Regions from separate parts of the Homo sapiens genome. Here region 1 is linked to region 2. A link is a loop called in an ENCODE intact Hi-C map of the cell type or tissue named here. Cell type or tissue: psoas muscle. All regions are shown on one strand. Links, peaks and the distances in the headings refer to the core of each region. The heading gives the core; the rest is flanking DNA.

Evidence for each region. A loop is a pair of places that touch in the nucleus more often than their neighbours do. Peaks named below come from ENCODE experiments on the same cell type or tissue, not always from the same donor. Only the 100,000 strongest peaks of a DNase experiment are listed, where the experiment ranks them.
Region 1: a loop joins it to region 2, with 2.6 times the contacts of the local background. A loop is called at or near these places in 1 of 110 quality-filtered maps.

What each region holds. Positions count from the first base shown.
Region 1 is chr4:158,719,515-158,736,401 of GRCh38, forward strand. PPID (peptidylprolyl isomerase D) reads right to left here and starts at 3,882. Exons shown (of 10, transcript NM_005038.3): 1 at 3,690-3,882; 2 at 1,829-1,969. The coding sequence starts at 3,774. RefSeq lists enhancers at 3,292-3,875, 3,509-3,988, 3,876-4,460. In psoas muscle, for the core only: a CTCF peak has its summit at 10,637 (motif pointing right); a DNase peak (open chromatin) is centred at 10,647.
Region 2 is chr4:159,326,793-159,343,679 of GRCh38, forward strand. RAPGEF2 (Rap guanine nucleotide exchange factor 2) reads left to right here. Exons shown (of 30, transcript NM_001394067.2): 12 at 3,066-3,218; 13 at 3,542-3,706; 14 at 4,639-4,746; 15 at 4,838-5,041; 16 at 5,134-5,242; 17 at 5,659-5,905; 18 at 11,519-11,676; 19 at 12,322-12,562; 20 at 14,772-15,155; 21 at 16,187-16,398; 22 at 16,489-16,612. Among named protein-coding and RNA genes, the nearest start is that of MIR3688-1, 210 kb to the left of the region's middle. RefSeq lists a silencer at 14,685-14,979. In psoas muscle, for the core only: no CTCF peak of the experiment used is centred there; no DNase peak of the experiment used is centred there; H3K27ac peaks cover 1,629 bases.

The DNA of each region.
Region 1 (16,887 bases), core at 9,521-12,020, 600 kb before region 2:
TCAAATGATACCTCCCCTATAAAACTGTCACTGAAATCCCTAAGCTGTATGTCCTAATTTTTCTCCCATAGTATCTTGACTCTGCCTACATAACATATGGCATTATGATCTGCCCCTTCCAGCAATGATCTCCTTAAGTACACCAACTGTATTGTTTTACATCCTTATAACTATGTGCATGTACACATAGTACATATTAGTTACTCAATAATGTCTGCTGAATACAGACCAATGATTCCCAGTAGATTTGTTCTACCCTAATGGAAAATTTTCAGCAAATATATCACTTTGTGTCAAAGGTTACCAAGATTGCTTTCATGTTCAGAGAACCCTAGAGCTCACACAAATCAGTATGTGGTTGGATCACAGTGGTAAGGATACACAGCGAGATGACGGGAAAGACACAGGCAGAGTCTGGAAAAATCCATGTGCAGGCTTCCTTATGCTTTCTCCGTCCCATGAAGTGCTACAGAACACACACTTCCCCCAGCAACAAAAATGCAGCAACATGTACACAGTATTTCTGCCCAGGAGAGCCAATTAGAGACTCAGCACCCAAGGTATTTATTGGGCACACTCTACCTAGCATGTACCAAAATTCCAGACTCCCCAAAAGAGAGCACACATTCATGTTTGTACAAATAGGCTAGGCATAGTAAATCACCATTACTATTTAGGAAATGGTACAAGTGTCAAGTTCCCAGACTCCAAACAAGTGCTACTCTTGCAGGCAGACCTTTCTAAAGATAGCAGTCTCACACTTGCTATGTTAAATATTTTCTGCATATAGTTTATTAGCATATTTCAAGTTTTTATTAAACATGAAAGTAAACATTTTAAATATTTTTTAAAAAGTTAATTTTTTCTTAATAAATCGTTTAAAAAATGTTGCTCTTGTGATTATTGCTTATTTGCCTATTTATTAAACAAATACTTACTGAGTTCTTACTCAATAACTGTATTAGATGCCAAAAACAAAATGGTGAAAACATACAGTTCTTGAACTCATAGAGCCTGCAGTCTATTGGGAGAACCATTATCACTAAACAAAAGTATGATTCATTACAAAGTGTAATAAGCAGTATGAAATGGCATATTTTGACCACACTATCACCCATGTGCCCAAAACACTGAATCTTCAAATCTGCTGCCTTCCCAAGCACTCAGGCCCAAAAATTATGCATTTTTTTGTTTGTTTGTTTGTTTGTTTGTTTGTTTGAGGCAGAGTCTCACTCTGTCGCCCAGGATGGAGTGCAGTGGCGTGATCTCGGCTCACTGCAAGCTCCACCTTCTGAGTTCATGCCATTCTACTGCCTCAGCCTCCCGAGTAGCTGGGACTACAGGCGCCCACCATCACACCCGGCTTATTTTTTGTATTTTTAGTAGAGACGGGGTTTCACCGCGTTAGCCAAGATGGTCTCGATCTCCTGATCTCGTGATTCACCCGCCTCAGCCTCCCAAAGTGCTGGGATTACAGGCGTGAGCCACTGCGCCCGGTCTATGCATAACTTTTTTGTCACCAGGCAATGAAGCTACCTAAGGTTGGTTGACTACGGCCTTCCTTTCTCAATCAAATCATCTTAGAGTGAAGGAGAATGAGAGGATGGGTAAAGCTAGGGGAGTCCATTTCTCTATAGATAAACCTTAGTACCATAAGTAATTCCACCTCGCACAGCCTAACCTTTACGAAACTGCGTTACTGCCTCAGACATGGACGCTAATAGTACTTTTTAAGCTTCACTTCCTACTTAGTGTTTTCTTCCCCAAATCCTAAAGAACAGGACTTGTCTGTATGAAGAATAACAAGATTAAGAAAATTTACACATACTTCGATGAAAAGGGCATCCTTTGAAATGGAGAGGTTTCCCAGTCGTGTGTCCAATGCCTTTTTCTCCTGTACACAGTGCACGAAAATTTTCCGCAGTTTTGGGTACGATATCTGCAAACAATTCTAAGACAATTCGACCAACTAAAAGAAAAGAAAATCTTGTCAGTATGCAAAACAACCAAATAGACAAATGATAAAAAGAAGGTTGGTATAATTATGGTAGCAGATCAATCATGAATTACCAAGTTCCCCTTTACTGTAATTTTTCTTTTTTGCAATTTCAAGAACACAACACATTGCTACTAACTATAGTCATTATGTTATACAATAGATCTCTTAAATTTATTCCCCCTTTCTAACTGAAATTAGGTCTCTCGTGATCAACATCTACCCAACCCCTGAAATCCACCATTCCATTCTCTACTTCAAGGTCAACTTTTTAGAAACCACATGTAAGTGAGATCATGCCTTGTCTTCCTGTGCCCAGCTTATTTCATGTAACATAATGTCCTCCATATTAATTCATGTTGTCAGAAGTGACAAGATTTCATTATTTTTTATGGGTGAATAGTACTCCACTGTGCACATATATCAAATTTTAAAAAAAATCCATCTGTAGATGGAAACCTAGTTTGATTCCATTATCTTGGCTATCATGAATAATGCTGCAATGAACATGGGAGTGCAGATACCTCTTTGACATACAAACTTCATTTCCTTTGAATATACTCACTAGAATTAGTGAATCTTATTTTATTCTAATATTCAAATTTAGTCTACCTACTGTCATGTATGTATATAAACAGATTTGAAACATTACACTAAGGATCATAACCAATTATAGTAGCCAAAAGATTAGCACCATGTAAGAGATATCATTAAATACAAATAGTTTTAAATCCTGAGTAATTTCTTCAAGAGGTACTGAGAATTTCCAATCACCAAGCAACCAACGGGAGAAAATTAAACAGTCTTTGGGTGGGCGGACTTGCCACGTGTTACGTATACCTGCAGCCTTTGTGCTCTGAGCAAACTGCCTCATGCAACCTCTGAAGCAAAAGCTGTAAAAATTCCTCCTCTAGATAGCAGCTAAGACAGGTGAGATTAAACCTAGCCCTAGCTAGTTGCAACAAACTGAATGTACGTGTAAACGTGTGTGTGTCCTGTACATGCATTCAAACACATTGCCTGGCCAGCAATTCCAACGTGTTCCAGAACAAGGCCAATCCAGTTACAAAGCAACACGCTCCCTAATTCACCAGGCCTTAGGAACTTCTGAGCGGCTATGTAACCTAGGCAACACCATCACTACGTTGAGCGCATTTTCCCAATGGCAAATTAAGAGAAAATGTTTGCTCATCTGAACGGACCTCTAAATTAAGAATCAGTAATAAGGCAAAAGCAATGAGCAAACAAGTCCCTTTAACGTATAAATAACACAGCACGTGCTGATATATTATCTCATGTGGCAAATATAGTTTCCTGGGGCCCAGCAGACGCATATCCCAGGATATGCTTTCCGAACTGTCCCATTGCAAACATAAAATATTTCATGCTAACTTGGTAGTGCAAAGGTGGCGTGGAAGTGCCACCAAATCAGGAGGCAAACCTAAAGGACGCCACAATTCCCGAACTAGAAATTTCCAGAAACTTCCGCACCACCGATGGCATTGATACAAGGGCGCTGGATCGATCTAGCCCTAGATCTCCGGGCCTGCTCCGGCGGACCAGCCTAGGCAGCCATCCCCTCCGCGAAACTGAGCAGTCACCGGCCGGAGCCGCATTCCGCCCTTGGAATCCCCCAAATCCCGGGAACCCCCGCCTCCTCGGGGCTTTTCCGCGAGCGTCAGACTCCGCTCACCTCGCTCCCCTCCGATGTCCACGTCAAAGAAGACTCGAGGGTTACTGGGGTTGGAGGGCTTGGCTTGGGGGGACGGGTGCGACATCTTGACTTGCAGACGTGTTTAGTACGGAATATCAGAGTACCTAGTGGCCGCCCGGGCCGCCCAAACTCCAGAGTCCGTCTCCGCCGGAGACCGGCAGCGACGCTGACCGGCCACTTCCGACGCAAGAACCGGAAGCCATGGCCTGACTTCCGGCACCGCCCCGCTCCCCCGCGCGGTGTTTCAAAGAGCCTGAGCGACTCCGTGCAGCGAACCGCGTGCCCTCCGCCACCTGTTCCTGGCTTCTCATTTAATGAAGTTGCGATCCCAGTTCTCATTATTCTTCTCGCTTGTGTTTCGTTGTCTTTCCCACCCTCGTGGCGTAGAGAGCTTTGGAGTCAACCCCATGCCAGCGTCAGCTCTGCCACCAAGTTGGGTGTGACTTCTCAGAAACTCAGTTTGCTCCTCTGGAAAAAGAATAAAAACGCTGACCTCGGAAGGTCGTTTTGAGGATTAAAGACATGAATCAGTACAATGCCTGGCATAAACTGGTGGTACCCAACCAATAGGAGCCTTATTATTGCCATGTCGTTACAATTTGATCTTCACATTACAATGTAAGTGGTAAGGCTTAGACTAAACGCTCCAAACAGCTAAAGCTGAGAGTCCAGAAGAGAGCACAGTTTTGATTCCTGATAAAACTGTATTTGGCGGGGCGCGGTGGCTCACGCCTGTAGTCCCAGCACATTGGGAGGCCGAGGCGGGCGGATCATTTGAGGTCAGGAGTTCGAGACCAGCCTGACCAACATGATGAAACCCGTCTCTACTAAAAATAAAAAAAAAAAAAATCACCCGGGCGTGGTGGTGCTTGCCTGTAGTCCCAGCTACTCGGGAGGCTGAGGCAGGAGAATCGCTTGAACCCGGGAGGCGGCGGTTGCAGTGAACCGAGATCGCGCCACTGTACTCCAGACTGGGTGACAGAGCGAAACTGTCCCCCCCCCCCCCAAAAAAAAGAAAAACAAAAAAATACTGTATTACTATAGCCCACTTTTCCCTTATGGGGATCTGTGTAAAACATTTACTTTTTACACACACACACACACACACACACACACACACACACACACATATATATGAGGAGAACATAGCCTTGCCTCTTAATAAAGCCTAATTTTGGAGAAGAGTGGCAATTCCCTGTGTAGATGCTTTGCCCTGTAGTTCTATTGGAGCTCAGCAATTTGGATTCAGCCTGAGGCTTACTTTATCAATAAGGCAGGAGATATCCTTAGATGCTTCACATTTTTTTTTCTTATGAGAAAGTAAAAAGTATTGGAATCCAGCACTCAAATAATGTCTCAAAAGCCAGGAGCCTTGTGTCAACAGCAGCAGCCAGAGTGGCTTTTTGGAAGGAAAGACCAGTGCTAATTTTCCCCTATCAGAGCTGTCACCATCCCTCTAGATGAAGGCTCCTGCCCTACTTGCTACCCGGTCTTAGGATAAGTAAAAGTTAGAAGGGTTACGGTTAAAGAACAACTGATTCCTATTCTCAATTTGAATTTGCCTGTGATGTTATACACTGGACTAAGCACGAAAGTTGATGTTAAAAAAGAAAAAAAAAAAAGCAAAAGCTTCAAGTTCTGACTACATGTATACTAGGCATGTTACCAAAGAAAAGTCATTTAATTTCTCTGAACCCTTCTCATTTCCTTTTCGGTAAAGTGCCAAAGAACAGGGTATGAGAATGGAAAAAGATAATGTGTAAGCATTTGCCTTGTAATCTCTAAAGCATTCTTATACACTCTTTTTTAAATTACTGAAAATTAGATGCTATAGTGCCTGAAGTTGTTTTAAAATAACCTGGAGTCAGGTAAGTGGGTTGGGTTGTGGATGAAACATAAGGGCCAGGCAGATGATTGGTGCATGGGAGTTTATTATACTACTCTTCTTTATTTTGCACATTTAAATTTTTTCATAATATTTTAAAAAGTAAAAGAGAAATTACATGTATTACTAGCTACTCATAATAAAACCAATTTGTTGGCCGGGTGTGATGGCTCACGCCTGTAATCCCAGCACTTTGGGAGGCCAAGGTGGGTGGAAGGCTTGAGCCCAGGAGTTCAAGACCAGCCCAGACAACATGGTGAAACCTCATCTCTACAAAAAATATTTTCTAAACAATAAATAAATAAATAATAAAACCAATTTATAGAGTCGTTTTTAATTAAAATACCAACATACCTTTTGTGAAAAAATAAATAATAGGTGTCGGTGAAATTTTAGGACAAATCAGTAAGGATATTATATTGATTGAATTTTTCTGTGTAATCACAAATTTGCCTTATTAACAAAATGCATACATACATAGGCATGTCCACATAGATACTCAGCAAAAGTTGATTCAATTATATGACAAATATTTAGCTCTTACTGTATGCCAGCCTCCATTCTGAGTGCTGATGATACAATGATGAAAAAACATATTCCTTATCCTTTTTTTTTTTTTTTTTTTTTTTTTGAGACAGGGTCTTGTGCTATCACCCAGGCTGGAGTGCAGTGGTGCAATCACAGCTCACAGTAGCCTCAACCTCCTGGACCCAAGTGATCTTCCCACCTCAGCCTCTTGAGTAGCTGGGACTACAGGCACATGCCGCCATGCCCAGGTAATTTTTTTTTTTAATTTTTAAGTGTAATTCAAAATGATTTCCTATCAGATTTCCTTGCTGATCCTTTCAAATTCCAGCACATTAAAGTTAATACAAAATGTTAATTTCTTATGTTCTCCAATTCCTGGTGTTTATTCATGGTATTTATTCATGGTGGTTCCCTGAAGATCCAGGACGGCTCAGAACAAAACTCCTGTGTCTCTTGATAAACAAGAGCATCAAAATCATTCATTAATCCAGTCTCATGTCTGGGCTGCAAACTGATAACTTATATTTTGTCTCATATATATCACAATAAGTTCACATTAACATTTTTATTCTGATCTACTAGCTTAAATTTAACATTTTAGTAGAGATGGGGTTTCGCCATGTTGCCCAGGCTGGTCTTGAACTCCTGGGTTCAAGCAATCTGCCCACCTTGGCCTCCAAAAGCATTGCAGGCATGAGCCACCACGCCTGGCCCCTTATCCTTAACTACACAAATTATACAGTCTTATGGGGGAGAAAGACTATTGAATAAACCTCTACAATGCAATATAATTAGTGTTTTAATAGGAAAAAGACAATCACATTCAGCACACAGCAGGGGCACTGAACACAGTAGCCTTTTCTAAGGTCAGAAATATGAGTAAGATCAGTCACAGGAGCATATGTGGCAAGGAAGACAGGTAAGGAGGGAACAGGTAAAGAGCATCTTCAAAGGAGGGGAACTATATATACTTATAAAGTGAAAATGGGCAACGAGAATGTTATTTCTCCATGAGAAGCCAGTTTTTTAGATAGTGCTGCTACTTCAGGTGGGTGTGGACCACTTGTGTATTAGTCCATTTTTCACACTGCTATAAAGGAATACCCGAGACTGTGTAATTCATAAAGGAAAGAGGTTTAATTGACTCACAGTTCCACATGACTAAGGAGGCCTCAGGAAACTTACAATCATGGCAGAAGGTGAAGGGGAAGCACACTTGGACCTTCCCACGTGGTGGCACGAGATAGAAGAGTGAGGAGCGAAGGGGAACAACCTCTTATAAAACCATCAGATCGCATGAGAACTCACTCACTATCACAAGAACAGCATGGGGGAAACCACCTCCATGATCCGATCTCCCTAGACACCTGGAGTCTCTCCCTAGACACATGGGGATTATGGGGATTACAGTTCAAGATGAGATTTGGGTTGGGACCTAACCATATCAACTGGTTTCAATGTTGAAATCAGAAGTCATGCTTTGGTTTGTATTTTTGTCCAGCTCCTTCAGATTGAGTTTTCAAAATGAGTAACAGTTTTATAACCTAGCCCATTTTATCCCTGAAATAGAAAGGAAAAAGAACACTAAGAGGAGCAAACTCAAAGATACCCCTAATTTACCTTTCCATAGCACTTATAACTTTGTAATATACTGTTTACTTACTTATTTCACATACTCATTAAAAATCAGCTCCTTGGGAATGATAGATAGTAAGAGGAGTTTAAAAAAACAAAATTTAGCTCCACAAGGACAAGAACCTTTGTTTTTTTCATTACTCTATCCCCAGCACTTCTAACAGTGCCTGACACATAGTAGGTGCTCAGTAAATATTTTTGAATGAATGAATTATACAAAATACTAATGGCTTTGAGAATTTTATGAAACAATGTTAACAAGAAATTTTATTTCCATGCCTTTAAGTGTAATTCAAAATGATTCTGTGTATCAGATTTTCATGCTGATCCTTCCAAATTCCAGCACATTAACATAAATATAAAATGTTAATTTCTTATGTTCTCCAATTCCTGGTGTTTATTCACGGTATTTATTCATGGTGGTTCCCTGAAGACCCAGGACGGCTCAGAACAAAACTTCTGTATCCCTTGATAAACTAGAGCATCAAAATCATTCACTAATCCAGTTTCATGTCTTGGCTGCAAACTGGTAACTTTGTCTCACATATATCACAATAAGTTCACATTAACATTTTTATTCTGATCTACTAGCTTAAATTTAACATTTTATTACAAGAATTGACACCCATATGCCATAGCCTCTCAACCATTATTATCATGATGAATATACTTAGGTAGGCATATCTTCTCTGCCATCAGAATTCTGGGGTTCACATTCAGTCTGTAACACATCATATTTTGTGCCTTTGGACGAGTTACTTAGCCTCTTTGTGCCTCACTTTCCTCACCTATAAATCAGAATAATAATATGTATCTCCTAAGGTTATTATGAAGATTAAATGAAAAATATTAAATAAAAGTGTTTTAGTATCTGACACACAGTAAGTACTCAATAAGGGTAAGCAATTACTAACCATAAGTAGCTAATACTTCATTATAATAGTTACATCAACATATTTCAAAATGGATATTAAAACTGCAAAGGAGTTTTGAGGATTCCTTTGCATTCTTACAAGGAAAAAAAAGTGACTCTTTCTGCTCTACTGGTTTCTGGGTGTAAAAGATTAATTCAGATGTTACTCTCACTATGTCTAGGTTTTTCACAGTAAAGCAACAGCTTTATATAAACTGTCATATTCCTAGAACCAAACCAAATAAAAGAATTGTACCTTTCAAAACCACTCAGAACTGGATCTCCAGTGAAAAGATAAACCTTTTCCTAGAAAACACTTGTTCTACTGTCAGTCTGATTACATGGAACAGGACTTCTGAGTTCTGACATCTTGTCTGTGCTTAGCAAGGAAAAGAGCAGAAGAGGCAAAAGCATGCCCCGTTTCTTAGGGTTAACACAGTTTCATCCAGATGGAGTGGGGAGTTTTCCTGATAGCCTTGTTGTTATAATTTCTGCCTGTTGCTCATAAATGTGGTAGAATAATATTAATAGATTGCCTTCCTCCCCAATATTCTCTTTTCTCAATCTCATTGCCCATCACCCCAAACAAGCAGCTAGGCATTCTGTGCTCTTTGCTTTTAAAGAAAGAAGTGACAGCAAAGAAAGCAGAGGGAACAAAGGGAATCTCTTCCTGTCTTTGGTGTTGCAAAAGGCTTGGCTTTACAGAAACAGATAAGACTCTTGGCTATAGCAAAAGATTTGGACAAAACATCTTTTATAAGATCATGGCTTTCCATTCTCAGAAAAAAAATCAAACAAAAAACCCACTTTCTGTGTTGGGAGATGACAAGATTGTGGATGGTGCACAGGGGAAAGTGAGAGAGGAGGCAATGGCAAGGCAGATTTCCACAGTCCCAGAGACAGGGAGTCTTACCATGGTCCCCGTCACATACCTGGGAAGCCACCAAACCTCCATAGATGGGTTTGTGAAATCCAGGAGCAGAGGGACGTGTTCCTTGATTCCTGAACTGTCCCAGGAAGGCAACAGGCCCCAGAAAGAGAACAAGATTCATGGTGTGATTAGGTAGATGGGAACTAGACAGGGTCACAGAGATTTTGTATGCCCTAACTTGAAGTGGAAACAAAACAATATCCCTGTACACCCATGTATGACGTGGAAAAGAAAGGCAGCCTCCACATTTAAAGGGAGCCTGCAGAAGGGAACTCTGAACTCATTAGAGATTTGTAGAACTGATAACTGAGTTAGGATCGTGAATTTCTCACTGGATGCCTGTGTAGGCAGATCACATTGAGAACCAGAGGCTCCAAACCCCCAAATTTGCTGTTATATTAGGCTTTTTTGAATTTAGATCCAACCCCAAGGGAGAGAAAGGAGGAATACCAGAAATAGACACGGATTATGATATTACCAGCCCTTTAAAATAGGCAATTCAGAATTGAATTTCAGCGGAGTTATAGAAAAATAAAGTTGTATTTCATACAGATCTAACTTTATTCCTTTACATGGGCATAGGTTGTAGATCACTGAGGTCCTTACTAGGATCCTGGACAAATTTGAAGTAACATCCAACCTCTTTGTCAAAGATAAGAAATTAGGAAGGATAGCAGAGTTAGAAGAGGAAATTTCAGGATCCTGTCTGTAGAATCAGACTCTGAAACCAAAGATAGAACTCCAAAGAACAGTTTAGCATGTAACTCCTTAAAGAGGAGACGAAATGAATTCTGCCTAGGAAGCACTGGTGTTGATGAGACAGTAACATGTGGGAGAGTTTCCTAACCAAGAATTTCTGCTCTGAACCACATAGAGAAAGTGATGCTTCCACTACAAGAGTCATAATTACAGATCAGAATGAGATAGCAACTCTCAGGTTTTGCCTGCTAAATTTACGAGTATCTAAGGATAACTGTAGGTCTTCTGAGCCAGAACATTGAATAAATGAAAGACGGCAAATGCCACCAGGGGACAGCAGAGTCTCCACCACTGGCAGAAATCATCGCACAGACAGAAGTGGTGCAGTGGACTTAGTGCCTGAGGACTCCCAACGGGACAAGCTTCTTCATCTAGGGGCTGGAAGTGACATGGCAAAAAAGGATATTGATTATTAGTTCACAATAGCACCAGGTAGACAGGGCTTATGTGCAATAAGGAGTAATAGTAAAATCTTTCTGAAGAGCAGTAAGATTATTTTCTTCTCTGCAGAGTAATAGGATTAATGTTTACTGTTTTCAGTTGAAAAAGTGTATTTACCCATATTTGATAGAACAAAACCAGTGATAGACTTGTTCAGTATTTCTTTTCTCTGAAGAAAAAAATGTTACATGAACCTAAAAGAACTTTTAAAACAATGACTTGTGACTATCATAAACAAAAATAGTAATAATTAGCACCTATTGATCATTACTATGTGCCACACTTGTGCCAGGTACTTTACATACTTCATCTTAGTTAGTCCTTAAAATAACTTTGGAATGTAGGTAACTTTATTATCCCATTTTACCTCTGTAATCCTTACAAGGCAAATAAGGGTTAGAGAGGTGAAAAAGTGTTGCCCAATATGATTCTAAAACCACTTCTACCATACACTAGAAAAATATAATCTAACAATCTTGATAGGTTTAAATATTTGTTTTAAAATACCATGATATATAAAGGGCCCCTGAGCTCCTTCTGACATTAATGCTGGAGTTGTTTTATCCCTATATAATTTGGTTTTGAGATATCATAATAAAATGGTTTAGGTTTTTATACCTTTTGTAAGATATTCTAAATTTATAGAATGTGAATAGAGGCAAATAATACATTTTTTCCACAGGAAATAAAAACAATAATAAAACTTCCACCAAATCTCTTTGCATGGAGTGAGAAAGGTTAGAGAATTAGTGCCAATCTTTTGGCATCTCCATGAACTTCCCTAATTCTGTGCAGAGATAGAAGCCAAAAGAAACAAATAGATGTGCAACTAACAGACGCTGGTGTCTCTGAAAAAGGGTTATGCTAAGTAGAAGAGTTTATGTAGAGAGGATCTGTTAGGGCTTATTGATTGACTCGACTTTTGTGACCTGTTGAGGATTTAAGATATTTTCCCAACAGCAACAGTAAACCAATGAAAAGGATTTTCAGCAGGGTTGACATGAAAAGATTTGCATGTTTAAAAGACTATTCTGGACCGAGCACCACGGCCCACACCTGTAATCCCAGCACTTTGGGAGGCTGAGGCAGGGGGATCACCTCACCCAAAGTCAGGAGTTCAAGACCAGCCTGGCCAACATGGCAAAACCCCATCTCTACAAAAAATACAAAAATTAGTTGGGCATGGTGGTGGGTGCCTGTAATCCCAGCTACTTGGGAGGCTGAGACAGGAGAATCACTTGAACCCAGGAGGCAGAGGCTGCAGTGAGCTGAGATCATGCCACTGCACTCCAGCCTGGGTAACAGAACAAGACTCTGTCTTAAAAAAAAAAAAAAAAAAAAAAAAAAAGACTATTCTGGTTCTAGCTTGGAGAACAAAATGGAGGGGAGCCATAATGGATTTAAAGAGGATACTGAGCAGGTTACTATTGGTGAGTGATGACTCCACTTGTACTAAAGTTGTGATAGTAAAGATGGATAAAAATGAATGGATGGGAAAGGTACAGGGGTGATCAACAGTAACAAGTGTTGGACTGGATGTGGGATATGACTGTGCAGAATGGAAAAAGGATGACACTTGGCTTCCTGAGATACACAATTGGATGGATGGTGAGGCTGTTTACTGAGATGAGGAACACTGGAAGAAAAAGATAGCGTTTGAGTGGAATATCATCACTTTGGTCTCAACATGGTACCTCATGTTGAATTTGAGGTACCTTTGAGACATCCAAATAGAGATACTGAGTAGTTAGTTGGACATATAAAGGGAAAGATCTAACACTGAGATATAAATTTAGGTATCATGGTATACAGATGATAATTTAGTGGGGAAAGGTGTAATAGTTGGACAGGGGGAGTAGAGGGTGAATAGAGAAAAGATCCTAGGACAGAGCCTTGAGAAACTGCACTTTTTAAAGGCCAGGAGGAGAGAAGAATGAGTCTGCAATGGAGGCAGAGAAGAAGAGTAGAAAGACAAGCCAGGAAGAAAATGTGGCATTATGACATTGACGGGAAAAAAGAGTGTTTCAAGGAGAGAGTGATAAACAAGTTGACTAGGAAATTAAGCAAAAAGAAGACTGATAGATATCCATTGAATGTAGTGACATGGAGGCAATTAATGAGCTTGCTGAGACGTTAAAAATGAATGGTATTATATCTCAAATAAAAGAACCTGTGATTTTTCATTTTTTATATTCCTAGTCTTAACATTTATTCCTAGTAATCTTACTATTGTAATACTGTTAAAATGTATTGAAAATGATGCATACAATTTAAAAATCCTATAAACATAAAAATTTCTTCTTAATAATAGAGAGTTTTATTCCTTGAGATTCTGTTTCTTTGGCAGAATGATTTCTGGGAATTAAAGATACAAAAACAAACATTACTCCATACCTACTGTGTGCCAGATGCTTTCACATATAGGTACCTTCTGTATCCTAATGCCATTATTAACCATCCTAGATACATATTGATTACTAACAGTTTGAATTTGGTAGCAGTTTGATTACTAACAGTTTGAATTTGATTGGTTTGAATTTCAAAGAAGATGGATTGGCACTTGGGAATTTTTTAGTCATCTTTCCAATATCATATCCCACCAAAGTTGATATATCCCAAAGTGAACTCTCATCTATACCTTACACTCAAATTACCTTCTCCTGTTACCCTCTCTATTTTTTTAAAGGTACCTTGGTCTAGAAACCCTTAAGATCTCACTCTACTTCTGCACACAGTAGATCTCAGGAATGTTCACTGTCACAATCTGTCAATTCTTCTTGTATAATATCTCTCCAATGTATCTCCCTTCTGTTCAGGAAATTTCATACATAAACAAAATAGTCTATTAATGGTTTTCCATCTCTATGGTTTCTCTACATTATAACAGAAACATTAAATAATATAATGGGTACCATTCTTGATAAAACCAAAACAGAGAATTACTCCTCCCCAAGGTATTTTCTCGTATTAACCATCAAAAACAAACAATACATACTATTTTTGCAAATGGCCAAATAATACTGTCTAGTTTTACAGATTTCTAGAATTCAAATTTGAAGGATGAATAAGTTTAGTAAACCACAGGGCTTAATGGCTACCAGATTCCTTATGCAATTCTCCCTGACTTTTACTTGTATCAGCTGAGCCTTTTTTTTTTTTTTGAGACGGAGTCTTGCTCCATTGCCCAGCCTGGAGTACAATGGCGTGATCTTGGCTCACTGCAACCTCTGCCTCCTAGATTCAAGCGATTCTCCCACCTCAGCCTCCCAAGTAGGTGGGATTACAGGTGCGTGCCAACACATCTGGCTAATTTTTGTATTTTTAGTAGAAACGGGGTTTCACCATGTTGGCAAGGCTGGTCTCGAACTCCTGACCTCAAGTGATCCACCTGCCTCGGCCTCCCAAAGTGCTGGGATTATGTCATAATTGAGAACACTAGTGACAATAAGAAATTCAGGATTTCTATGCTAGCTAAAGAGTAATTTATGTGCCCTGGATACTAGTGAGGAGCAAAAAAAAAAAAGGGGGTTTTATATTGTTGCCCACTGAAAGGAATATCTCACTTCACTAAGAATGAGGGTTTCAGTGAGGGTTATGACATTTCTCAAATTGCAGCAATGGATCTATTTAAATTGTGGAACTCTGTTGGAGCTCCAGAAATCTGTGCAAAGCATCATAAAAAAGTTGACCATCATTCCACAATGTATACATATATCAAAACACTATATTGTACACCATAAATATATAAAATTTTTATTTGTCAATTTAAAAAAAGTGACCTTGGCTACTAAACTTGTGAGGCGGGAAAAAACAGCATACATGCTCAAGTGACTCTACCAAAGAGGTATGGAGAGAAAGTTATTCCTCCATTCCTTTTAAGCATAAACAAAATGCTATATAAACAGAAATTGGGAATTATGACTTGTGGCTTGTTTTGTTTTTTTTTGTTTTGTTTTGTTTTTGGTTTTTTTTTTTTACAAAAGTGCAATTATTTATCCTGTGATATGTTTTTCTCACTTACTATACGATGGACATATATCCAGTTCAACTGACATAGATATGATCATTTGTTTTTAATAGATGCATAGTTCCATTGCAGTAATGTACCAGTTTTATTCAACTATCTCTCTCCAGGTTCACCTCAGTTTGGTTTAAGTTTTTGACAATACAAATAAAGCTAAAATAAACATTTCATATATATAAAAAATAAAAACATACCCGAGAGGCTGGTATTATACTCCCATTTCACAAAGAAGGAAAGAAGTTACCCCATAGCCAAATTGTCACAGCTACTCTTGTTTCTACAGCAGACTGTAAAACATGCCCTCCTAGGTCACTAAAAGCATTAATCTAACAGTCTGTCTAGATGTTTGGGGACAACTGTCAAAAAATGACAATTTTGTTTTGATCATTAGTAATATGAGTTGTTGCTCCTGAGAAAAATTAGCCAACAGGGTCAATTACTTCTTTTTTTTTTTTTTTTTTTTTTTTTGAGACGGAGTCTCGCTCTGTCGCCCAGGCTGGAGTGCAGTGGCGGGATCTCGGCTCACTGCAAGCTCCACCTCCCGGGTTCACGCCATTCTCCTGCCTCAGCCTCCCAAGTAGCTGGGACTACAGGCGCCCGCCACTACGCCCGGCTAATTTTTTGTATTTTTAGTAGAGACGGGGTTTCACCGTTTTAGCCGGGATGGTCTCGATCTCCTGACCTCGTGATCCGCCCGCCTCGGCCTCCCAAAGTGCTGGGATTACAGGCGTGAGCCACCGCGCCCGGCCAAGTCAATTACTTCTTGAACATTTCCTTAAAAGTGATCATGGGACCATGTTGTCAGAAGGAGGCTACTTGTTCAGCTTATACACACCCACACCCACACACACACCCACAAACACACACACACACCCCCACACCCACACACACACCCACAAACACACACACCCACACACACACACAAACACACACACACACACACACACCCACACACACACCCACACACGCACACAAACACACACACATATCAATCATTTCAGCTTAAAATTGGCAATTTAGATCACAATTATTTATTATGAAATTAATTTGAAATTTGATCTTGGAAAACAGAATTCCTCTATAGTCTAATTTTGACATATGCTGGATAAAGACTCTGCACTCTTCATTTGATTTACTTTTATATTGAATTAAAATACCCTAATATTACAATATAGTGATAATATTTGCTGAAGTAATTTCATTAGGATGTAACATATCTACTGGGAAAAATAAGTCTTTATTCTGCAGATATTATTGAGTACCTAATACATGTTGGGCTGTGCACATAGTTATAACAGTGAAAAACAGTGCTGCTGCTTTTGAAGAGTTCAGTGTTTACTGAAAGAGACAGAGCATTATAAAATGTGTTATAAAATGGAGGTAGCATTAAGAATCATGGGAGAAAAATTGGGCTATCCAACTTTGCAGGTTTCTAACAATTTCATAGGAGATGTGCTATTTGATTTAATAAATCAAATGTTTTAATAAATTAAATGTTGGAAAATACTAGGCTACAAGATTAGAGTCTAGAGGGACACATGCTAACATCATAGAGGTAACAAGCCCTAAAAACTGTTTATATTAGTCAATTCTCACGCTGCTAATAAAAAAGACATCCGTGAGACTGGGTAATTTTTTTTTTTTTTTTTTTTTTGGAGACGAAGTCTCTCTCTGTTGCCAGGCTGGAGTGCAGTGGTGCCATCTTGGCTCACTGCAACCTCCGCCCTCCGGATTCAAGTGATTCTCCTGCCTCAGCCTCCCAAGTAGCTGGGACTACAGGAACATGCCACCACACTGGCTAATTTTTGTATTTTTAGTAGAGATGGAGTTTCACCATGTTGGCCAGGCTGTTCTCGAACTCCTGACCTCAGGCAATCCACCCGCCTTGGCCTCCCAAAGTGCTGGGATTACAGGCGTGAGCCACTGCGCCCAGCGAGACTGGCTAGGTTATAAAGGAAAGAGGTTTGGCCAGGTGTGGTGGCTCAAGCCTGTAATCGCAGCACTTTGGGGGGCCGAGGTGGGTGGGTCACTTGAGACCAGGAGTTCAAGACCAGCCTGGCC
Region 2 (16,887 bases), core at 6,912-9,411:
CTTTTACCCTCTTACTCCCTTTATTCTTTTCCCTTGTTTTCTTCTCCACTGCCTGTGTCTTAGGCCTGCCAGTGACACCCAGGCATTGCTTAGCCCTGCCCTCCACCCTTCAAGTGGGGAATGAACACTTGGATACCCATGTGCACAATTAGGTATGAATTTCCCTCACAGACTGCAAAGTGCCAGTTTAAATAGATCTCACCTGTTAAAGCAAATCTATGTTAGACTCACCTCTTCCTGGAATCATAGGCTCTAATAGCACTTAGAATGTAAGAAACAGTTTTGGATGAGAATACAGTTTGCTGTGGATAAATTGAAAATTGATTACACTATATGTGGTTTGAAGTTTAATTTTATTTCATTCATCATCTGTAATGTTTTACTTAAATACAAATTATAATGTCATGCCCAAAGGAAAATAATCCTATGATATAAACTGTCATTGACTTTTATAAGTGAATTCTTACTTGAATTTTTATTTTATACTAGGGTACTGAGATCATATAGTACTTTCATGGGCTTACAGCAATTTGAAACCCATGAGATTTACAGAAACTTAAAACCTCAGTAAAGCAATTCAGAGATTTTCTGAACAGGTACGGTGGCTCATGCCTGTAATCCCAGCACTTGGGAGGCCGAGGCAGGCGGATCATGAGGTCAGGAGTTCGAGACCAGCCTGGTGAAATCCCGTCTGTACTAAAAATACAAAAAAATTACCTGGGCATGGTGGTGCGCACCTGTACAATCCCAGCTACTCGGGAGGCTGAAGCAGGAGAATCATTTGAACCCAGGAGCCAGAGGTTGCAGTGAGCCAAGATCACGCCACTGCCCTCCAGCCTGGGCGATAGAGTGAGATTCTCTCAAAAAAAAAAAAAACTCAAAGATTTTCAACTGACTTCATCATATTAGTTAAAATTAAATGTTACCTGTGGATTTCATATTAGATCTATAAATTTGTTATAGCAAAAATAAGTTGCTTATTTAAAAAAGATAAATATTTTCAAGTAAAATGTATTTCTTTTAAGGTACCAGTTCTATATGACCATATTAGAAATTCAGTTTGGGATTTTTTTTTTTTTCCTTTTTGGATGGTGTTCCAGCTTGCTATAGAATAAATGCCAAAATGTCTGTCTAGACACTAAGAATTTCAAATCAAATGTATTCTAATTTAAAAAAGTCTGTAGTCAAGATTAATTTTAGTACATTTCTCTTCATAAAGCATTTTTCCCTTATATCTACTTATTCAGTTGAATTCAGGGATGTATTTCTTTTTTAGAAGATAAATGAGAAAATGAGTATTTAATTATGTTCTCTAAAACTGAGCACAAGAAAGAACACCTAGAATTATTTGGAAATAAAACCATTCTAAATCTCTTATATGTATTTGGGAATAATTTTGCTGCTGTGTACAAAGAAATAAAATATTTTTTAGATAAGAAACTAAGGATCATGTATTTTGAAACATTACACACCTGTGGTCAGTGTTAAGGAAATTGCTCAGAAATAATGTTAACAGTTTATTTATAAAATTAATGTGATACTATAAGCAATATTTTTAAAAATGTAATATCAGAGCTCTAAAGGTATTTTTAATATAATTAAAGTATGCATAATTACTAGTACAAAAAAAGCCTATATCTTTTGATTTTTAACTTTTTGCTTCAAAATGCTGAATAGAAAAACTAGTGAGATTAGCCAACTCTGGGAGAAATATGATACTGCAATATGCTGTTCCTCTTATGAACTGCTGCTTCTACTTAAAATCTATTGATTATGCGGAAAGCATGAAAAATATAGAAAGATACTAAAATGAAAGTCGCTCATAATTTGCATTGCTCAGAAATAATATTAACAGTTTATTTCCCTCCAAGATTTTGATGTGCATGTATAATTTATTTTAAAATGGCCAGCATGTAGTTATGAGACATCAGGCTGTTTACTCATCTGTACAGTGGGGATAATAGCACCTTCCTCATGGTTTGATTAGGAGGATGAATTGAAAAAGTTCCATAAGGCTGCCACAGTGTGATGGTGATGGTGGTGATGATGATGTTGTCATTATGATTATCGTAATATTTAGTATAGTATCTTTTTTAAAAAATTAATATGAGCAATATAAAAAGAATAATGTATTATCAGAGCTCTAAATGCCCTATGAAATCATGATTTCAGGTGGTTGCATCATATTTTATCTTATTTACAATATAATTTAACCACCTCCTTTTTCATCTTCTTCACATTAAAGGAGGAAAAGAAATACCATGCTTCTTTCCATTTCCGAATGATCTCTTGTCTCCTCACTGACCTCTAGTTAATTTCTATAATAAGTGATTTCTATCATTCATTCTTAACTTTCTTTAAAACTTCTAAGAAATGTAATTTCTTAAGTGGTTTGCCCTAAGCTCTGAAATTTTTTATATTTGGGGTCAGGGAGAGTAATGACTTCATATGCAGATTTTTAGCTTTTTCTTTAAGAGCAAGGATTACCCTTAATACCAGTTATAAGGATAATGTTTTGAGCTATAACACATATGTGGTTTGTGTTTTGACCTTCTTTGAACAAGCTTTCTAAAATGGTGTTTCATCAATATAATTAGCAAATTAATATATCTACTCCATAGGTATCTTTGAGTGTCTGTATCTTTCATTAAAATCATTCTCATTCAAAAATTGTTGCTTCTTCAAATTCTTTTAATTCACTAGATGATAATTAAGTTTTTACATCTATTCTCCTACAATTCCACTCCCCCTACTGCAGTGTTTTTTAATTGTGAAAGAAGCATGAAAAAGCTATCTTCTAATTATGTCTTTTGATTTTTAAAATTATTAGGATTTTGAATGTAAAATACATATAAGTATTCTAAAAATGAAACTTTTCTTGACCAAGGAAGAAATACATTAAAAGTAGAGAAGTCTGATTAAGGTTCATTACAGCATTAATTTAGAAAGTATGGGAAAGACAGGGAAAAATGTCAGTTTTAAATAATTAAAACACTGAATTATTAGTACTGCTAGGTCTTTTGCAAGCACTTTATCATTAACATGTGACTTATGTTTTATTCCAGTTTGTCTGCATAGCCCAGCAAGATTACTGCCGTATTCTCAATCAAGTAGAAAAGAACATGCAAAAAGTTGAAGAGGAAGGAGAGATTGTTATGGTGAAAGAACACCGAGAACTTGATCGAACTGGAACAAGAAAGGGACACATTGTCATCAAGGTAGGACACAGGACCACTCCTTCCCAAGGAAAGGAATTTTTTTTGGTAGTATTGGTTGTGGCAGTTTAGGATTTTTTTTCATTTTTAGGCCTATCTCTTAAAGGTTATCAGTTGTGAAAAATCTTTATGTATGATCTCCTAGTGAATAGCAGTTTCATTAATTGTTAACTGTGTTACTATCCAATTCATTTTATGTTGAATGTTTGAAATCCCAGTACCATATAAATGTCATATATGTGTGTGTGTATATGTATATGTGTGTGTGTGTGTGTGTGTGTGTGTGTGTATATATATGTAGTAATTAAACCTTTTCTTTGTTACAGGGTACCTCAGAAAGGTTAACAATGCATTTGGTGGAAGAGCATTCAGTAGTAGATCCAACATTCATAGAAGACTTTCTGTTGACCTATAGGACTTTTCTTTCTAGCCCAATGGAAGTGGGCAAAAAGTTATTGGAGTGGTTTAATGACCCGAGCCTCAGGGATAAGGTTGGAAATATATTCTATTTTGTCTCTTAAATATGAAATGTAAACCTAAAGATACTTTAATGTGTATATTTGTCACAGCAATTATGTCCAGATTAATGTAATGAAATAGGAGAATGTAATTCTGAAGCAAAAAAAAACAAAAAAACAAAAAAAAAGGTGATACAAAATATTAGTTCAGCCTTAGAAATATGAACAAAATATTAGTTCAGCCTTCTTTAAACACAAAGGCCAATAAATTGGCCACCAAATGTTTAAACATTTTTTTAAGTTCTGTTGGGAGTGTGTTAAAACATAAACATCTGGATTCCATAGGAATCTACATTTTCTAGTTTGGTAGTAAGTGTACACCAGATAAAAGTTACAGTTTTTAAATTGGCACCAGAGCAGCATTTCATGACAGTCATCACTCTCTGTAGGCCCCAGGATTATAATTCTAAGGAGACCATCTAGAGCTCTTGAGAGCTCTAAGGCCAGATTGGATGACAAACTACATTGTCTTATCTCCTTCCTTTTATATTCTGCACCCTTACAGAGCTTTCTAGGCTTAATAGCATTGATTCTCTTTGTCCAGTCTGTTCTTCTACCTTGACTTTCTAGTTTCTGTCTTTTGTATTAGCTGATTTTTGTTTTATTACACCTTTGCTTTTATTTTGATCTGTTTCAAATGCATTTTGAAAGTTAGACAAGTTTTAAGTTAAATACCTTCACAGACTCAGAACCTTTCCTGGCAAAGCAACATGAAGTCTATATTCAAAGTAAAAATACTCATTTTCAGAAGGTCATCCTCATTTAAGATTTTATTATTGTTAATTTATTTTCCTGTTTATTATTATTAGGTAAATTATTTGAAAGTTGGATATCTTTTCTGGAATGATTTTAATCACATTTTTGGCACTAAAAAGGAAACTTATTGAAAATAATTGACTTTTCAGGTTACACGGGTAGTATTATTGTGGGTAAATAATCACTTCAATGACTTTGAAGGAGATCCTGCAATGACTCGATTTTTAGAAGAATTTGAAAACAATCTGGAAAGAGAGGTAATATTTGTGGTTTTTTTTAAGATCAGCTTAAAGTTCATTTTATTCAGCCTGTTCTTGAGTTGACACTACTGTTTCTGAACTCTTAAAGAAAATGGGTGGACACCTAAGGCTGTTGAATATCGCGTGTGCTGCTAAAGCAAAAAGAAGATTGATGACGTTAACAAAACCATCCCGAGAAGCTCCTTTGCCTTTTATCTTACTTGGAGGCTCTGAGAAGGGATTTGGAATCTTTGTTGACAGTGTAGATTCAGGTAGCAAAGCAACTGAAGCAGGCTTGAAACGGGGGGATCAGGTATGCCATTTCTAAACTCATTTAAGGGTGAATTTTGGTGTCTGGTTTTTTTTTTCAGTCAATTTTGATACATTTTATAATTTCATTTTTAGATATTAGAAGTAAATGGCCAAAACTTTGAAAACATTCAGCTGTCAAAAGCTATGGAAATTCTTAGAAATAACACACATTTATCTATCACTGTGAAAACCAATTTATTTGGTAAGTATTTTGCATACTTTTCATTTTTCTCCTTTTGGCCTTGTTTTTTAGTATTTCAAACATCATAAGAAAGCATATATGGTAAAAGCATAGATTAGATCTAAATAAAAACTACTGACTTGACCATAAAAAATATTTTTAATCTGTCTTTATTGATAACTGAAATCTTTTATTGATAAATACTAAAATAACCGTAAAGAGTATACTACTCTTTTTAAACTTATTTTGATAGAGCAACATACCAAGCAGATTTGGCGTGATTCGTTTACTGTGTGATACTGTTTTTCTGCAGGTTTGCAGTTTTGATAACTGAAGTCTGTACTTCTCATATATTTCCAAGTTCCACAATTGCCTTAGAATTGTTCAGATATCTTATAATTGCCATTACGTGGTGTTTCTGTTTTCATTTATTTTAGTATTTAAAGAACTTCTAACAAGATTGTCAGAAGAGAAAAGAAATGGTGCCCCCCACCTTCCTAAAATTGGTGACATTAAAAAGGCCAGTCGCTACTCCATTCCAGATCTTGCTGTAGATGTAGAACAGGTGATAGGACTTGAAAAAGTGAACAAAAAAAGTAAAGCCAACACTGTGGGAGGAAGGAACAAGCTGAAAAAGATACTCGACAAGACTCGGATCAGTATCTTGCCACAGAAACCATACAAGTAAGCATCTGCATATGTCTTCTGTGCATTATTTTATTTTGTTAAAATGATATGCAAAGATAGTGATGTAATTAATGTTTGCATGAGTCTGAAAACTGTTCTAGGTTTTTATGACTGAGCTATTTTGGAAGCAGTATTAAACAATCAAATTTGTTTTAATCTCGTTTTTGCCACTTATTTGGCTACTCCCAATCTTCTTTAAAGATAGTTTAGCATTTCCTCATTTGAACTATTTTTTGGGGGTTTGGACTTTTTAGTTTATTTTTTAATTTTTATTTATTTATTTATTTATTTATTTTGAGAAAGAGTCTCACTCTTATTGCCCAGGCTGGAGTGCAGTGGCGCGATCTCGGCTCACTGCAACCTGTGCCGCCCAGGTTCAAGTGATTCTCCTGCTTCAGTCTCCCGAGTAGCTGGGATTACAGATGCCTGCCACTGCACCCGGCTAATTTTTGTATTTTTAGTAGAGACGGGGTTTCACCATCTTGGCCAGGCTGGTCTTGAACTCCTGACCTCGTGATCCACCCGCCTCGGCCTCCCAAAGTGCTGGGATTGCAGGTGTGAGCCACTGCACCCAGCCGCAGGTTTGGACTTTTTAAAAGCGTGTGTTTGCCTCCTGTCTCCTCCATCATGATTTAGAGTTGCTTTTTCTACTGTATTTTGTTTCTGGGTATCTTCTTTACCAACAGCATGTGCTCTTTACCAGTCAAATCATTGCTTTATCCAGTTGCCATTATTCATCCCTATCATTCTCTGTTTTCCCCTCTCTCTTCTATTTTCAGTTATTTAATTACTGTCAAGGCATCAACAGCCAAGCACAGAACTCCTTTCATTTTTCCCAGTCAACTTAGTAGTCAGAATGTCAGGTGTATTCTTGAATTTCTTCTTGGTTATTTATTTATGCCAGGAGCTCAGCCAGGCTAGACAAAATTGCAGGTATTTCTGATGCTTTTTAAGCTTGCTTCTTTGCTTGCTTGCTTCTTCATTTTAGTTCCTTCTTGAGTCTAGGAATGTTTTATAAAACTTGATTACTGTCAGCCATTTCTCACTGTGCCACATTTAGTTATATAGTCCCCAAACTACAATGTTAGATAATAACTTTAAAACATATAATTTCGTGCTTTGATAATTTAATGGGTCTAAAGACATGCAGTAGATATGCAGGACTATATCAAACACTTCTTTTTCTTTTTTAAAAAAATTCCGTTTCAGATCTTTTTTAAGAAAACTCCATTTCAGATAAAATTTTCATCCACAGATTAGAGAAATGTGATTTAAAATATACTATTGATTGGTTGAGTTGTCCCAATTAAACTATAGAGTAATGATTGGTGGTTTTGTATCAGCAGTCTTCTATAGCAGAGTCCTAAGGATAAGCAGTGAGTAGTATTTATAGGCTCAAGAGGATATATTGAGTAAGTTTCTAAGAGACAATGGATTAGGGCACCTGGCATTTACAGAAAATACGAATCAATTTTTAAAATAACCTTCGTTGATGAAAACCTTATTTTTAAATGGATGAAAAAATAAATTACCTAAATGCAGATTTTTTAAATTAATTTATTTTTTTGAGACAGAGGCTCGCTCTGTCAGCCAGGCTGGAGTGCAATTGCTGTGATCTGCTCACTGCAACCTTCACCTCCTGAGCTCAAGCAATTCTCATTCCTTAGCCTCCTGAGTAGCTGGGATTACAGGTGTGCACCACCATGCTCGGCTAATTTTTTTTATTTTTAGTAGAGACAAGATTTTGCTGTTTGGCCAGGCTGGTCTCGATCTCCTGTCCTCAAATGATCCACCCACCTGGGCTTCTCAAAGTGCTGGGATTACAGGCATGAGCCACCACACCCAGTCCTAAATGCAGAATTATTAACAGCACAATAACAAAAAAAGATCTTAGAGTCATATTTGACCATGAGTTAAATAAGAACCTTTAAAAAAAAGTTCATATGACCTTGGCAAGTATAAATAGAAATGTGACATGTAAGAACTGGGAGATAATCCATCAGCAATACTGGATGTTGGAAAGGAACACAATATGAGAATACCATGTCTAATTTTGTTCTATGTGTATTTAGAAATACTCAAAAGCTAGACAAGGGAAAAGAAAAAGAATGATTAGATGTGTTGATTTTAAAACACTGAGGAAACATCTTAAATAATTTGTATTTAGGAAAATATATGGCTCATTTAAAGATTTATCATGAAAATTATTTGAAATCATATGTGTAATGCAATTGAAAAGAAAAAATAATTAAAGGAAGTTTCACAAAGCTGTAGGATCTATCATATTGGTAACAGACTTGATTTATACTATACTAGCTATTAAATTTTTCTATAAATTATCATTTGTGTATGAAGATTTTTTTTTTGACAAAGCTACTAAACTAGCAATTAGAGAAGTCTAGATAGAGTATACTGTTGAGTTTTTTCCTCAAACTTTATCAGCCTTAGAGAAGCTAAGATGCTAGATAATGGTAAATTGGCAAGGTAGGCACAATCGGGTGATGTGCATAGAGAGGAAGGAGAAGATGGGGCATGAGCTCCCAGAATTCAGATTTGGTTGCCAAGTAAGTAGAAAAAGACTAATGAACCCAGAGACAAGAAGGAGTAAGTCAGCACACTATAAAACCAGTGCAGATCGAAAGACAATTTCAGTAACAAGGAAAGTGTTGGAGAGGTAGAATCCTAAGAGGATGTGCCCAGAGAGGGACATTTCTGAATTAGGTCTTGGATATAAAATAGTTTCAATCCAAGAGTGGCCGCATGTCTGGATGACAGAGATGTAGGTGAGTAATGAGGAAACTGAGAGTAGAAAGGCAGTTCATCATGTAAGGTGTTAAAGTGTTGCGGAGAAACGGTTCTTAAAGGTTGAGTGCGCGGTGGCTCACGCTTGTAATCCCAGCACTTTGGGAGGCCGAGGCGGTCGGATCACGAGGTCAGGAGATCGAGACCACGGTGAAACCCCGTCTCTACTAAAAATACAAAACATTAGCCGGGCATGGTGGCGGACGTCTGTAGTCCCAGCTACTCGGAGAGGCTGAGGCAGGAGAATGGCGTGAACCCGGGAGGCGGAGCTTGCAGTGAGCCGAGATTGTGCCACTGCATTACAGCCTGGGTGACAGAGGGAGACTCCGTCTCAAAAAAAAAAAAAAAAAAAAAAAAGGTTGAGTGTGCCTGCAAGATGCTAATATTTGTAGCCTTTTGTGCCGGAGTGGCCAAGCCAGCTATGCTTTGTCCTGAGCCCATAGTAATGATCTCGTGTCATGTATTACATAGCAGGTTTTTGGCAGAGACTGCTTTATATGGTTGAAAAATAAAATTCCACTAACGTAAAAGTTTTCATCTTTTACAGAATATTAACACTTTTAGTCTTTATGCCGGTTATATGATTAAATAGAAATTTAATTTTGTCCCGGACTGACCTATGAATTTGAAATAATTCACACTGAAATTGTCTTTATTTTTTTTTTTTAATTTTTATTTCAGTAGCTTTTGGGGTACACGTGGTTTTTTGTTACATGGGTGAATTATATAGTGGTGGTGAATTCTGGGATTTTAGTGCACCCATCACCCAAGTAGTATACATTGTACCTAATGTGTAACTTTGTTTAATCCCTGGCCCTAACCTCACCCTTCCCCTTCTGAGTCTCCAAAGTCCATTGTATCACTCAGTATGCCTTTGCCTACTCATAGCTTAGCTCCCACTTATAAGTGAGAACATAGGGATTTTGGTTTTCCACCATTATATCACTTAGAATAATGACCAACAGCTCCATCCAAGTTGCTGCAAAAGACATTATTTTGTTCCTTTTTATGGCTGAGTAATATTCTGTGGTGTAGCTATAAACACATTTTCTTTATCCACTCATTAGTCGATGTGCACTTAGGTTGCTTCCATGTTTTTGCAGTTGTGAATTGTGCTGCTCTAAACAAAACGTGTGCAAGTGTCTTTTTCGTATAATGTGAAATTGTCTCTAGTTTTAATTTTTGTCTTTAAAAAATGTTTTTGCCCTTATTTACCTTTATAATTTCCATTTTCAAAAAAAAAAGTAAAGGGAAGAAATGTTGCTATTTTTTAGCATAGTCATTAAAAATAGTAGTTATTATGATCAAGCCCCAATGTGTGAAAAGACTAATAAATGCTAAATTTCTTCATTTTATTTATGACACCTTAGTTTATATTCCAACTTTAATATAATTTTCCTCTTATTTCAAGGTGTGTATAGAAACTAGTCTGAGCTATAACCATTTTCTTGCGACCCCAGTTATTTCTGTGTGTGTTTGCTTATTGCTTTATTTGAGTTTTTGTTTTGGAAACAGTTGACCCTTCAAATCTAGAAATAGTTTTTACATATTATTAAATCATGTTTCAAGAGTTCACAGTAACAGGCTTTTTATAAATGGAAATGAGTTTGTCACTGTCGATAATAACCAGTATTTCTCTGGATACTTAAATGTGTAGCTAGAAATTTTGATCAGAGAATTAAAAGTGAGTCATTGGATTTCTGTTGGCTTTTCTTTGATGCTAGGAAATGTCACCATGCACCACTGTTTTTTTATGCTCTGTATAATCAAGAAATAATGTCTGTGTCAGTCTCCTTACATTTGACTCCATAGTGATCTCATTTTTTCTCTAAAACATCGAGAATAAAATTAGGACACTTTGGATTTTTTTCCTCCTGTTTTCATTTTACCCAATTTCTTCAACTATTGAAGGTCAGATTATAAAATAATTTATCATTCTGATGCAGAACTATCAGTTGAGTGAGTTAAATGTATTCTTTTTAATGTGCTTTTTTTAAAATCCATTTCCATCAGAAACTAGAGCTTATTTTTTTTTAAATATATTTCTGTGCTGAGAAACTACTAATATTTTTTATGGCTTATCTACTTAGAAAAACCATAGGTTTGGCCGGGCGTGGTGGCTCACGCCTGTAATCCTAGCACTTTGGGAGGCCAAGACAGGCGGATCACAAGGTCAGGAGATCGAGACCATCCTGGCTAACATGGTGAAACCCCATCTCTACTCAAAATACAAAAAAATTAGCCGGGCATGGTGGCGGACGCCTGTAGTCCCAGCTACTCAGGAGGCTGAGGCAGGAGAATGGCATGAACCTGGGAGATGGAGCTTGCAGTGAGCCGAGATCACACCACTGCACTCCAGCCTGGGTGACAGAGTGAGACTCCATCTCAAAAAAAAAAAAAAAAAAAAAAAAGAAAGAAAAACCATAGGTTTTAGAGAAACATACTATACACTTAAGAAACAGCAAAATGAGGCTGGGTGCTGTGACTCATGCCTGTAATCCTAGCACTTTGGGAGGCCACAGCAGGAGGATCACTTGAGGCCAAGAGTTTCAAGCCCAGCTTGAGCAACAAAGCAAGATGCTATATCTAAAAACAAACAAACAAAAACAAAAAACAAAAACAGGAAAATGAGTTGGATACACTTAAGCAGTAGTTGCTTTTGCAGTTTTCAACCAAATTTATTAATGGTGTTTTTACATGAGCTGCAAAAAAAAAATGGAATATGGTTTTTGGTCTGTGTTTATTATATAGTGATGATGTACAACTTTTTAACTTGTTGATAATTTTCTAATTTTCCTCTTTGTTCAGTGATATTGGGATTGGTCAGTCTCAAGATGACAGCATAGTAGGATTAAGGCAGACAAAGCACATCCCAACTGCATTGCCTGTCAGTGGAACCTTATCATCCAGTAATCCTGATTTATTGCAGTCACATCATCGCATTTTAGACTTCAGTGCTACTCCTGGTGAGTATCACCAACACTTCTTTTGTTTTCTTATAGTTATCTTTTTATTTCTAACATAATGGTCATATTATATGTATCTCTCTTCATTTGGCATGGATTATATCAGATGCTGAGTAAGGATGAAACTTAAACTTTAAGATTTTTGAAATCAGGTGTTGGAACCAGTTCTCTTTACATTCAGCAGAGTATTTTTATATGGCCATAGGCAAATTATCTGTCTGAACTTGTTTCTTCTTTCATAAAATGAAGATAACACATCCCATGCCATGATTACTAAATCATATCAAATAGATAGAGTAAGAGGCATATTTTAGGTCTAATTAATGGACTTTTCAATACAGTAAAGATTAACTCTGGATTTAAATTTTATTTCTTTGATGCCAGCATGACAGTCTTGAGTGCTACTGTTGTGTACTGATGTGCTTGCAGCTGTCTGTAGTTCAATCTGTTATCTTTTAGGGAAAGGTATGTTCTTGCAGCAAAACAGCATGTAGATTGATTCTTTGAGGAAGACCTAGAGTAAGGGAGAGGTAAAAGTTCAGCATTGCTTTTTCTTAAGGAGCTTTTTTCTGATTACTTTGCTTAATTGCATTGCCATATATTAAAATTCTTTCTACTTATGTGTGTGATTTTTCTTTCCCCCAGACTTGCCAGATCAAGTGCTAAGGGTTTTTAAGGCTGATCAGCAAAGCCGCTACATCATGATCAGTAAGGACACTACAGCAAAGGAAGTGGTCATTCAGGCTATCAGGGAGTTTGCTGTTACTGCCACCCCGGATCAATATTCACTATGTGAGGTCTCTGTCACACCTGAGGGAGTAATCAAACAAAGAAGACTTCCAGATCAGCTTTCCAAACTTGCAGACAGAATACAACTGAGTGGAAGGTATATATTATCTACCTTACTGGATTTCTTTGTCCCCTCTTCGAACCCACATCAAAGTCTAAGAGATGAGCAATTTTCAAAGTGTTTTTTAAATGAGTAAGTGTCCCTGCGATTAAAAAGTATTGTTGTTGTTTTTTTTTTCCTTTCACCAAGAATTACTGTATGAAAGCAAATGCACACAGTCGACTACTGACCCTAACAAGGATCTCTTAGGAACTTGTTCAAGGCCACTGTGACCTGAAGGTTGTTACTGACTTCCAAAATGCGTGCTGTAACTTCTCATGCTTGCCTTGGGGTCCTGGTTTGGAAGGGTAGAGTATGCTTGATGTAAAGTCACGGGGTTAAACCCTGGTGCTGTCTTCCCTTTGTATATGTACGTTCACAAACACATTTTCTAATCATATTCTAGTGTCATTTGCTCCTGCATACCCAACTTTTCTAGGAGCTTCCTTAGTTTAGGCAGAGACATCTGTGACAATGTGGTTGGCCACTTCTGCCTGTTATTGTACATTATGCTATGAAATACACTTCTTAACGCTGAAACCAGACTTTACTTGCTACAGAGCTTAGTCCTTTGCTGCAGAAGTGCTTATATCACACGTTACTTGCAAGAAAATGTTGTGTCTGATTTTATCATTCTCTTCAATGATATTTTCACTGTTAGGTATATGTAACTTTATCTTCAAGTCACAATAAGTAAGTGCAAGTTGAAAAAGAAAATAGTTGCTTTGGTTCTCATAGTGGCTGGTTGCTACACTCAAAATTAAGTAGTTCCATAAATCATATTTTTTCTATTTTTAACTTACGGAGTGTTTCACTGTATTTGACTTTTTCATGTTATAGATTTAAACCAGGATATAATTCATTGAAACCTTTGATTTTCTTGCCATCAACTATAACTTTCTTATTCCTCTTCACTTTTGTTTTCAAACACTAGCAAATAGTTTTGTTTTAGTAGCTCTGTTTTTTCCACTTATCATTTCAATGCACATTGATATATCTGGAACCACGATAGAGTTTTACAGAGCTCCACTGAGCTATAGATTCATGATTCACATTCATTATTGAAGAAAATTATAGATGGGTATGTCATGGGCTTCATGAGTAATCAAAATGGAGAATGTTAAATCTGTGAAAGTCAAGGGCGCAAAGTATATATTTTCTGTTATATGTGTTTGCCTTGGTGAAATACACAAAAAAAATTTTAGTAGGGCCCCTACTATGCTCATTCTGTTTTGTCATTTATGGAATTTTCACAGAGAAAGCATGTGTCTAAAAAACAAAAACAAAACAAAAAATACCACCACCATCACCACACACACACACACACACACACACACACACACACACACATTTATGGAATTTTCACAGAGAAAGCATGTGTCTAAAAAACAAAAACAAAACAAAAAATACCACCACCATCACCACACACACACACACACACACACACACACACACACGTGTGCGTGCAACAAACATCTTAATGCTATTTTCAACAAATTGCCTAAAAGGAAAAGGGGCTCCAGCCCTGTGTTCCCATTTTGGCACCGGCATTAACTAGTCAACCTTTAGGAGCCTGTTTCCTATTCTGACAAATAAGTATAATACCTACTATCCACTTACCTGTAGAGTTTTTATGAAAATCCAGATTTTTTAAAGTTAACCTGTTGGAGGATTGTTCTATTCATAGGATCAAATAGAGGGAAGTAGCTTAGGGTTTCTTAGGTATTTGAATAAATAAGTCAACCTGGATTGTTACAATTTGGGCCCATCAATAATCACAGATTATTGATAAGAAAATAAGAAAATAAGGAAAATAAGAGTGATGACGTACTTGGGTCTAATCTTTCCTGCTTCCTGCCTTAGGGCCTAGTCCCTTTTTAAACTAAAAATGTGGATATTTTCTGTTATTTTTAACAAAAAGGGTAAAATACTTCAGAAATCAGGAAAAGAAAGGATAGAAAGTGCAACTAGTGCGAGTGAAATTCCATGTGATTTGTTTGTTTCTACCACCTACTTCTGGATAGACAGTTCTATGACCAGGTAACTGAGATAGCAGCTGTGCTGTCTGTCTTGGTTAAAAAGAAATCTTCCATAATTCAAATCAGTGCTCTCTCAAACTTTCCATAAAAAGTAGCATTATTCTTTCAAGGAATATCATGAGATTGCTGCTTAGGCTTTGACTCTGATATGTTTCTGTTTTTCATAGGTATTATCTGAAAAACAACATGGAAACAGAAACTCTTTGTTCAGATGAAGATGCTCAGGAGTTGTTGAGAGAGAGTCAAATTTCCCTCCTTCAGCTCAGCACTGTGGAAGTTGCAACACAGCTCTCTATGCGAAATTTTGAACTCTTTCGCAACATTGAACCTACTGAATATATAGATGATTTATTTAAACTCAGATCAAAAACCAGCTGTGCCAACCTGAAGAGATTTGAAGAAGTCATTAACCAGGAAACATTTTGGGTAGCATCTGAAATTCTCAGAGAAACAAACCAGCTGAAGAGGATGAAGATCATTAAGCATTTCATCAAGATAGCACTGCACTGTAGGGAATGCAAGAATTTTAACTCAATGTTTGCAATCATCAGGTAAGAGAGCACATTTTTTCTTAAGATTCAGTTCAGTTCACAGATTTAAAATATGTATCAGTCCAGGAACATCATATAATTAGTATAAATGCTATAGGTTTTAATTGACTCATAAGAGACAATTCTTTTTCTCTGAATCCTAACCTTAATCCTTAATTTAAAATCTCTCGTATCAAAAAAACAGCTGTGCCAACCTGAAGAGATTTGAAGAAGCCATTAAGCAGGAAACATTTTGGTAGCATCTGAAGTTCTGATTTGGAGCTCAGAAAATCTATATCCCCCACTTTTTTTTTAAGTTTGTTTCAACTTTTCTCAATATCAGTTTATTTTTCTGTGGAAATAACAATACCGCAAAGAGTTATCAACAAGATTAATGATGTAATGTGTGTGGAGTTCCATCAAATAGCACAAAGCAGATGGCCGGGAAATGTTAATTTTCTTCCCTTTTTTTAAGAGCTTAGATTGAGGTTAGAAGAAAAAAAAATGGCAACAATTAGTTATATTGATGTTGAGGGTGATTATTAAATTAGTCATTTTCTCTGTCTGGGAGTTTAGTCATACTCTCATTACTATCATAGCTTTTATTTTATTTTATTTTATTTTATATTATTTTATTTTATTTTATTTTATTTTATTTTATTTTATTTTATTTTATTTTATTTTATTTTATTACTAGAGGATATTTGCTCAGTCGGTTTTATCAAATGGCCGCTATGGGCTAAGCACTGCTATGTGTACATACTGCTGTGTATGGAAACAAAGCATCAATACTTACATTCAGGTGGTTTTACTGATAGTAAACAGATGAGGTAGGTCTATACGGAAGAGAAGAGTAAAACGCCTTGGCTTGACCCTGACCCTACTTCCCTGTGCCATCTCATTCCCCAGAATTATCATGAACAGTTTCTTATGCAGCCTTCTGTAAATTGTTATGCATATAAAGCATAAACATAGAGATGTTATATGTCAATAAATAATCTGTACACTATTTTACTTTAGTTGTTATACCATGTTTCTTTTTCTCCTCTCAGTGGCCTAAACCTGGCACCAGTGGCAAGACTGCGAACGACCTGGGAGAAACTTCCCAATAAATACGAAAAACTATTTCAAGATCTCCAAGACCTGTTTGATCCTTCCAGAAACATGGCAAAATATCGTAATGTTCTCAATAGTCAAAATCTACAACCTCCCATAATCCCTCTATTCCCAGTTATCAAAAAGGATCTCACCTTCCTTCACGAAGGTAAACATAAGGCAGAGGGTTTCCATCTTTGCTTGAAGAAGCACAGAATAAATGCCATGTGATTTCCTTTTCCTCCTCTGTCAATTTCAGGAAATGACTCAAAAGTAGACGGGCTGGTCAATTTTGAGAAGCTAAGGATGATTGCAAAAGAAATTCGTCACGTTGGCCGAATGGCTTCAGTGAACATGGACCCTGCCCTCATGTTCAGGACTCGGTGAGTATGTCATCTTCAGTGGCACGTGTGAGAGTAGAGAAGGTTAAATTTAGAGCTTCCCAATAAATGATTTTTTTAAAGTTTGAGTATTTATATTTGTAGTACGGCAGAAATTATAGTAGGATGTGCTGAGAATCACCTGTGAGCTCTAATTTGGAATAAATGTCTTATTCTGTATAAAGTGTTCTTTCGGCTGTCAGTAAAAACAGTTTGTCTTTCAGACATTTTCAATGTAATAGACACAATTATGTGTTTCTTATTTCTCAGAACACTGA